Linked DNA regions of Homo sapiens: all the other regions are linked to region 2. Evidence: chromatin loops called from intact Hi-C (ENCODE). Cell type or tissue: Caco-2. All regions are shown on one strand.

What was found. Peaks named below come from ENCODE experiments on the same cell type or tissue, not always from the same donor. Only the 100,000 strongest peaks of a DNase experiment are listed, where the experiment ranks them.
Region 1: it touches region 2 in a loop (6-fold over the local background); 3 of 110 quality-filtered maps call a loop at or near these places.
Region 3: it touches region 2 in a loop (9-fold over the local background); 5 of 110 quality-filtered maps call a loop at or near these places.

What each region holds. Positions count from the first base shown.
Region 1 is chr11:58,191,062-58,193,561 of GRCh38, forward strand. OR9Q2 (olfactory receptor family 9 subfamily Q member 2) reads left to right here. Exons shown (of 2, transcript NM_001005283.3): 2 at 1-2,500. The coding sequence ends at 374. Among named protein-coding and RNA genes, the nearest start is that of OR9Q2, 3.2 kb to the left of the region's middle. In Caco-2, no CTCF peak of the experiment used is centred here; a DNase peak (open chromatin) is centred at 1,300.
Region 2 is chr11:58,285,243-58,287,742 of GRCh38, forward strand. No RefSeq gene overlaps it. Among named protein-coding and RNA genes, the nearest start is that of OR10W1, 18 kb to the left of the region's middle. In Caco-2, a CTCF peak has its summit at 1,222 (motif pointing left); a DNase peak (open chromatin) is centred at 1,209.
Region 3 is chr11:57,662,176-57,664,675 of GRCh38, forward strand. No RefSeq gene overlaps it. Among named protein-coding and RNA genes, the nearest start is that of ZDHHC5, 4.7 kb to the right of the region's middle. RefSeq lists a silencer at 766-835. In Caco-2, no CTCF peak of the experiment used is centred here; a DNase peak (open chromatin) is centred at 966.

The DNA of each region.
Region 1 (2,500 bases), 94 kb before region 2:
ACAGCTACACTCAGGAAGTGGTGATTATTGTGTTTGCTCTTTTCGTCATGCCTGCCTGTATCTTGGTGATCTTGGTATCCTACCTGTTTATCATTGTGGCCATCCTGCAGATCCACTCTGCTGGAGGCCGGGCCAAGACCTTCTCCACCTGCGCCTCCCACCTCACTGCCGTCGCTCTTTTCTTTGGCACCCTCATCTTCATGTACCTGCGAGACAACACAGGCCAGTCCTCCGAGGGAGACCGAGTGGTGTCTGTGCTCTACACGGTGGTGACCCCAATGCTGAATCCCCTTATCTATAGCCTGAGAAACAAGGAGGTAAAAGAGGCCACTAGGAAAGCCCTGAGCAAATCAAAGCCTGCTAGAAGACCCTAAATGGACCCTTGTGAAATATATCATTCCTTAGTTTCCCCATCTTTTCTGTCTTTTCTCAATAGCACCTTCTGGAGAGACTTTCCTAAATAACCCTATGCAAAATCGCACCTGAACTTCCCACCTCCACTTTCTGATTTATTATTCCATGTAATACTTATCATCATCTGACATATTAGATGTTATATGTGTTTGACATTTTCTAATGCTCACAACTAGAAAGTAAGCAACATGAGAGCAAATACTTTTTTATCTGAGCTTCATTTCTATATGTCCAGTTCCTAGCAAAGCACCTAGCATGTGAAAGGCACTCAATAAATATTTGTTGAGTGAATGAATCTCAGGTTCCATTGTCTACTTTTAAGTTGTAATTTCTTCAGTCATCAGTTTTCTTATCTGTCAAGTAGATTTATCTACCTTATAGGACTATGGTTTTGAGGATCCAATGCATAAATGGACAAGGATCGCCTCTGTCTTATTCACTAGTATCTGCAGAACACAGTGCATTGCCCAACACAATAAATACTTGATGAGTGAAGCAAGAATATTTGGAAAATTATAAAGCAGTCTACAAATACAACTGCTGTTTTGATCCAAAGGTATTTTCCAAATTTTGTCATTTATTCATTTATTCTTTCTTTTTTTATCTTCTTGTTTCTGTGATTTTTGAATAACAATGAGGAAAATAATAATAATAATAATAATAATAATAATAGCAAGTTACACTTATTAGGCATTATTATCTTCCAGGACTTACAATAAGTTTGCTACAGGAATTATTTGATTTAATTTACAGGACATCCCTATGAGGTAGGTTCTATTATTATCTCTGCTTTATAGGTAGGTGAGGCACTTGAGGCTTAGAGATGTTGAGTAATATTCTCAAGGTCGGCAAGCAAGTAGTTGGGTGGGGCTTCCACCCAGCTAGGCCTGAGCTCCTATCGGACACACACACTGTTGCTAGCTGTAATCTATTGCCTATTCTATATAATCACTCAACCGGAATTTATTGTTATTGCTCTTTTCTTTTTCCTTTTATCTGGTGAAGAAAAGGTAAAAGTCCAATCTGTTGGTGTAGATGGCAGTCAACAAAATTCATTTTATAGCCCCTATGTTCTAGGATTGTATAATGTGACTTTGTGTATATATGTGTGTGTGTGTGTATAGTTGTGCATGATAAAGTGAAGTGTGTAAACAGCAACTTCTGAATTTGAGGAATGTTTGTTTTAAGGAGATATAATAAATATTTTAGAAAGGAGATGGCTGGGCATATTTAGGAAAAGGTATAGGGAAAAAATGAACACCTATGGCCAAGAGGTTTGGGATCATATATCAGCTCTGGTAGAAATCATTTAAAAACTGCAGATTGGGGTGAAGGAATACCACAGAATGCCTCTTGATGTTCATTTTCCAAATATTAACTGTCATGCAAATATTTTCAGAGCACACCAACATCTGTGGTGGGTGTTAGACATATTTGTGTTGTGGAAAGAACTCAGAACTTGGCACCAAAGTGTCCAGTCTGCCACTTCTTAGCAGTGTGGCTTCAGATTAATTAGTGCCTTTCAGCCTGCTTCTCCTCTGTGAAATAATACTTACTAAGCACTTACTCTGGGACATGATTTACATGTATCTCATTTATTCTCACAATAACTTGGTATATTTGGATAATTGGAAGGCATTCGGTAATATTATAAACATTATTTAGTGTTATTAATTACTGTTATTAATTCATGTTAGTATGGTGCTTGTCCAGGCTCCACAGCCTAGTGAGTAGTGATGGGCAGAGGGACCCATAGCTGATCTCTGGGCCTCTTTATTGAAGAACTGTCTGGAACAGTCCCTCCTGGGCCCAGATTAGCTCTAAACCTGGACATTTCCAGGAGTCAAGTTCTCAAATAATTTTTTAACTTAATTCTTAAGCTAGTGCACACTTACCATATCCTAGGTACAATGCTAAAAGCTTTACATGAATCCTTTATTTTAGCCCTCCTAACAATGTTAATGAAAAGTAATTTTTATTGACCCCATTTAGCAAAACAAAAAAGAAAATCTAAGACTCAGAGATATTATGTGACTTGACCAAGTTATGTAGCAAGAAAGTGGCAGATGAGGGAGGTTCTGTTCTC
Region 2 (2,500 bases):
GTGCTGTTGGCAGGGGCACAGTGGGAGTGACACAGGCCGTTTGGGGTGCATGGGAGCTGGGTGAAGCCTGTGACTGCTGGCTTTCCCCCACTTCCCTGACAACCTGCAGGACACAGTAGAGGCAGCCATAATCCTCCTAGGAACACAACTCCATTGACCTGGGAAGCTTTCCCCTATCTCCCACAGCAGCCACAGCAAGACCCATCCAACTAGAGTCTGAGCTCAGACATGACTAACCCTGCCCCCACCTAATGGTCCTTCTCTACCCACCCTGGTAACTGAAGAAAAAGGTTATATAATCTAGGGAGTTTTAGGGCCCTGTCCACCGCCTGTTCCTCCCCATACTACTACAGCTGATGCTCTCTTGAAAGTGCCACCTCCTGGCAGGAAGCCAACCAGCACAAAATGTGCACTCATCAACCAAAGCTTAGAACCCTCACAGAGTCCACTTCACACCCTTGCTACCTCCACTGAAGCAAGTGTTGAGAGACCCGCAGGTGGTTCACATCACAGGACTCTAAAGACAACCCACAGTACCAGCCCAGAGCCTGGTAGACTTGCTGGGTGGCTAGATCCACAAGAGAGATAACAATCACTACAGCTCAGCTCTCAGGAAGTCACATACCTAGGAAAAGGAGGAGAGTACTACATCAAGGAAACGCCCCGTGGGACAAAAGTATCTGAACAACAGCGTTGAGCACTAGACCTTCCCTCTGACAGAACCTACCCAAATGAGAAGGAACCAGAAAGCCAACTCTGGAAATATGACAAAACAAGGTTCTTTAACACCCTCAAAACACCACACTAGCTCACTAGCAATGGATCCGAACAAAGAAGAAATCCCTGATTTACCTGAAAAAGAATTCAGGTTAGTTATTAAGCTAATGAGGGAGGCAACAGAGAAAGGCAAAGCACAATGTAAGGGAATAAAAAAAAATGATATAAGAAGTGAAGGGAAAAACATTCAGCGAAATAGCATAAATAAAAAATCAAAACTTCAGAAAACAATGGGCACACTTACAGAAATGCAAAATGCTCTGGAAAATCTGAGCAAGATTTCAGGTCCAGGAAGACTGGTGAGCAGGTGTCAGAGAGACTTGGTGGGTTGTCATCAAGTAGGACTACCCTTGAACCTGTGCAAAAGAGACACTAACTTGGTGAGCTCCTTCTCAAAGGAACATATAGGGCCACAGCTGGCTCTTACTCATAAGCACCATCTACTGGTCTTTAGGCCAGACTGCACAGCCCAATATAAAACCTGCCTAGGAAAGTGCATAGCCTAAGACCCTATCCAGCATATTCTACAGTCACACACCCTAGGAAGGGGAGGAAATGTCAAGAAAAAAATATATAAAGAAACAAACAAAAAATCCTATCTGCATGAAAATAATTACGAATATTAGAAGTGTCAGTCTTTCCAGATGAGAGGGAAGAAGTGTAAGAATTCTGAGCTGTGAAAAATCCAAATGTGACGACACTATCAAAGGATCACACTAGCTCTCCAGCAATGGTCCCTACCCAAAATGGAAAGTCAGTAATGACAGATAAAGAATGCAAACAATGAGATATCATCTTACACCAGGCAGAATGGCTATTATTAAAAAGTCAATTTTGGTGAGGATGCAGAGAAAAAGAATGCTTATACACTGTTGGTGGGAATGTAAATTAGTACAACCTCTATGGAAAACAGTATGGAGATTTCTCAAAGAATTAAAAATAGAACTACTATTAGATCCAACAACCCCACTACTGGATATCTACCCAAAAGAAAAGAAATCATCATATGAAAAAGATACCTGCACTCATATATTTATCACAGCACTATTATCAATAGCAAAGATTTGGAATCAACCTAAGTGTCCATCCACAGGTCAATGGATAAAGAAAATGTGGTATATATACACAATGGAATAATATTCAGCCATAAGAAAGGATGAAGTCATGTCTTTTGCAGAACATAGATGGAACTGGAGGCTATTACCTTAAGTGAAACAAATTAGACCCAGAAAGACAAATACCACACGTTCTCACTTATAAGTGGGAGAGAAATAATGTGTACAGTGGGCATACAGTGTTCAATAGCAGACACTGGAGACTTGGAAGGATGGGAGGCTGGAAAGGGGGTGAGGGATAGGAAACTACGTAATGGATAAAATATTATTTGGATGATGGTTACACTGACTGCTCAGACTTTACCACTGCACAACCTACCCATGTAAGAAAACTGCACTTCTACCTGTTGTATTTATACAAATAAAAAAGGAGAAAAAGATTATTTCTTAGTCAAATTACTTGTTTAGGGGCCTTTAAGGAAAACAACTTTGCATCCAACAGTTGGGCTGCACTGTGAAAAAAAAATTATTCTTCAAGGACACAGTTTATAGAAGGCTACAACAAAAGACATTTAAAGGCTATTCTGCTATCTATATTATGATGGAGGTCTTTGCAATCTGTGTCATAATGATTAACTTTGAGAATTTTACTGTAGTCAGTGATACGG
Region 3 (2,500 bases), 620 kb before region 2:
TCTTTTAGTAGGGACAGGGTTTCACTATGTTGGCCAGGCTGGTCTCAAACTCCTGACCTCATGATCTGCCTGCCTCGGCCTCCCAAAATGCTGGGATTACAGGTGTGAGACACTGTGCCCGGCTGTGAGTTCTTATGATAGTTCACCTTTCCTCTGCGCTTAGGTAAGTAGATGGTAAATCTGCTGTCAGTGCTGGATTTACTGTGGGGAGTTAGAGGCTGGTGATAATCTTGGAATGAGATTTCATATCTAATCATTTTCCAGAGATAGCTCATTTTCCTTCCAGTACAGCTATCCTTGTCTATTTGATTGGAACTAGGCCCTAAGTCAAAGTGTAACTTAAGCTTTCAGGTGGTAAGAAACTGGGAAAGCCCATTCTTTTTGATCTCTTGCAAATGACTGTTTGGTGTCCCTGGTTTGCACTTGGATTACTTAAGTATCTGATGCCATTCATCCATTCCTTCTTTTCATAAATGTTTACTGAGGACTGACTGTTTGTCAGGAGCCACTGTAGATGGGGAACAAGACAGACAAAAGTTTTATGGAGCTTACATTATAGAATAAACAAATTTAAAAAGGCAAGTGCTATGCAGAGACTTAAATTTGGGGGATATGAGACAGAGTGACTGGAGGCTACTTTAGATTGGGTGGTCAGGAAAGGCCCTTCCTGAGCATACATTTTGGGCTAAGACTTGAATGGCTGTGTGAAGTCTGGGGCAAAACCTTCCTGGTGAGAAAAAACTGCAAAACCCTAATAAAGGAACAAGCTTGATGAGTTTGGTGAAGAGAAAAGCCAGTGTGGTTGAAGCTTAGTGAACCAAGAAAGACTGTACAAGATGAGGCTGGAGGGGGCAGCAAAGACCAGATAATGTAGGGCTTTTGTAAACCACGGTGAAGAATGGATTTTTTGGCCCAGGTGCCATGGGTGGTGGCCATGCCTTTAACCCCAGCCACTCAGGAGTCTGAGAATCCCTTGAACCCAAGAGGTGGAGGTGCAGAAAGCCGAGATTGCATCACTGCATTCCAGTCTAGGTGACAGAAGGACACTCTGTCTCAAAAAAAGAAAAGGATTTTTTATTTCTTTTTAAGAGATAGGGATCTCAGCCGGGCGTGGTGGCTCATGCCTGTAATCCCAGCACTTTGGGAGGCTGAGGTGGCTGGATCACTTGGGGTCAGGAGTTCGAGACCAGCCTGACCAACATGGTGAAACCCCATCTCTACTAAAAATGCAAAAAAAATTTAGTTGAGCGTGGTGGCACATGCTTGTAATCCCAGTTACTTGGGAGGTTGAGGCAAGAGAATTGCTTGAACCCGGGAGGTGGAGGTTGCCGTGAGCCAAGATCACGCCACTGCACTCCAGCCTAGGCAATAAGAGCGAAACTCTGACTCAAAAAAAAAAAAAAAAAAAAAGAGATGGGGCGTGTCTCACTATGTTGCCCAAGCTGGCTTTGAACTTCTGGGCTTAAGTGATCCGCCCACCTTAGTCTCCTGAGTAGCTGGGACTACAGGCTCATGCCACAGCACCTGGTTTAAGAATGGATTTTACTCTTAAGAGCAATGGGAACCAGAGGGGAGGGGTAGTTAAGTAGAGTAATTATTTGATCTTTTTTTTTTTGGGGGGGGACAGAGTTTCATTCTTGTTGCCCAGGCTGGAGTGCAATGGCGCAATCTGGCTCAGTGCAACCTCCACCTCCCAGGTTCAAGCGAGTCTCCTGCCTCAGCCTCCCGAGTAGCTGGGATTACAGGCATGCGCCACCATGCCCGGCTAATTTTGTGTTTTTAGTATAGATGGGGTTTCTCCGTGTTGGTCAGGTTTGTCTCCGACTCCCGACTTCAGGTGATCCGCCCGCCTAGGCCTCCCAAAGTGTGGGATTACAGGCGTAAGCCAGCACGCCCGGCTGATCTCCTCCCTCCCTTCCCTCTTTCTTTCTTCCTTTCCTTTCTTTTCCTTTCCTTTCCTTTCCTCTTTCCTCTCTCCCTCCTTCCTGCTCTCTTTTTCTTCTCTCTTTTTTCTTCTCTTTTTCATTCCTTCCCCTTCCTTCCTATTCCTTCCTTTCCTTTCCTTCCCTCACCTCCTCTCCTCTCTCCTCCCCTTCCCTCCCCCTTTCCTTCCCTCCTTCTGAGTTTTGCTATGTTGCCCAGGCTAGAGTGCTGTGGCATGACCTCGGTGCACTGCAACCTCTGCCTCCTGGGTTCAAGTTATTCTCCTGCCTCAGCCTCCTGAGTAGCTGAGTAGCATGCACCACCATGCCTGGCGAATTTTTGTATTTTTAGTAGAGATGGGGTTTTGCCATGTTGGCCAGGCTGGTCTCGAACTCCTGACCTCAAGTGATCCATCCGCCTCGGACTCCCAAAGTGCTGGGATTAGCCTGGCTGATTACTTTACATTTTGAAAAGATCACTGCTTTGTGGAGAGTGGGTTATAGGGCAAGTGTAAAAGCAAGGACAGTAATTAGGAGAGTTTTGTAAAAGTGCAAATGTGAGAAATGGTGGGGGATGA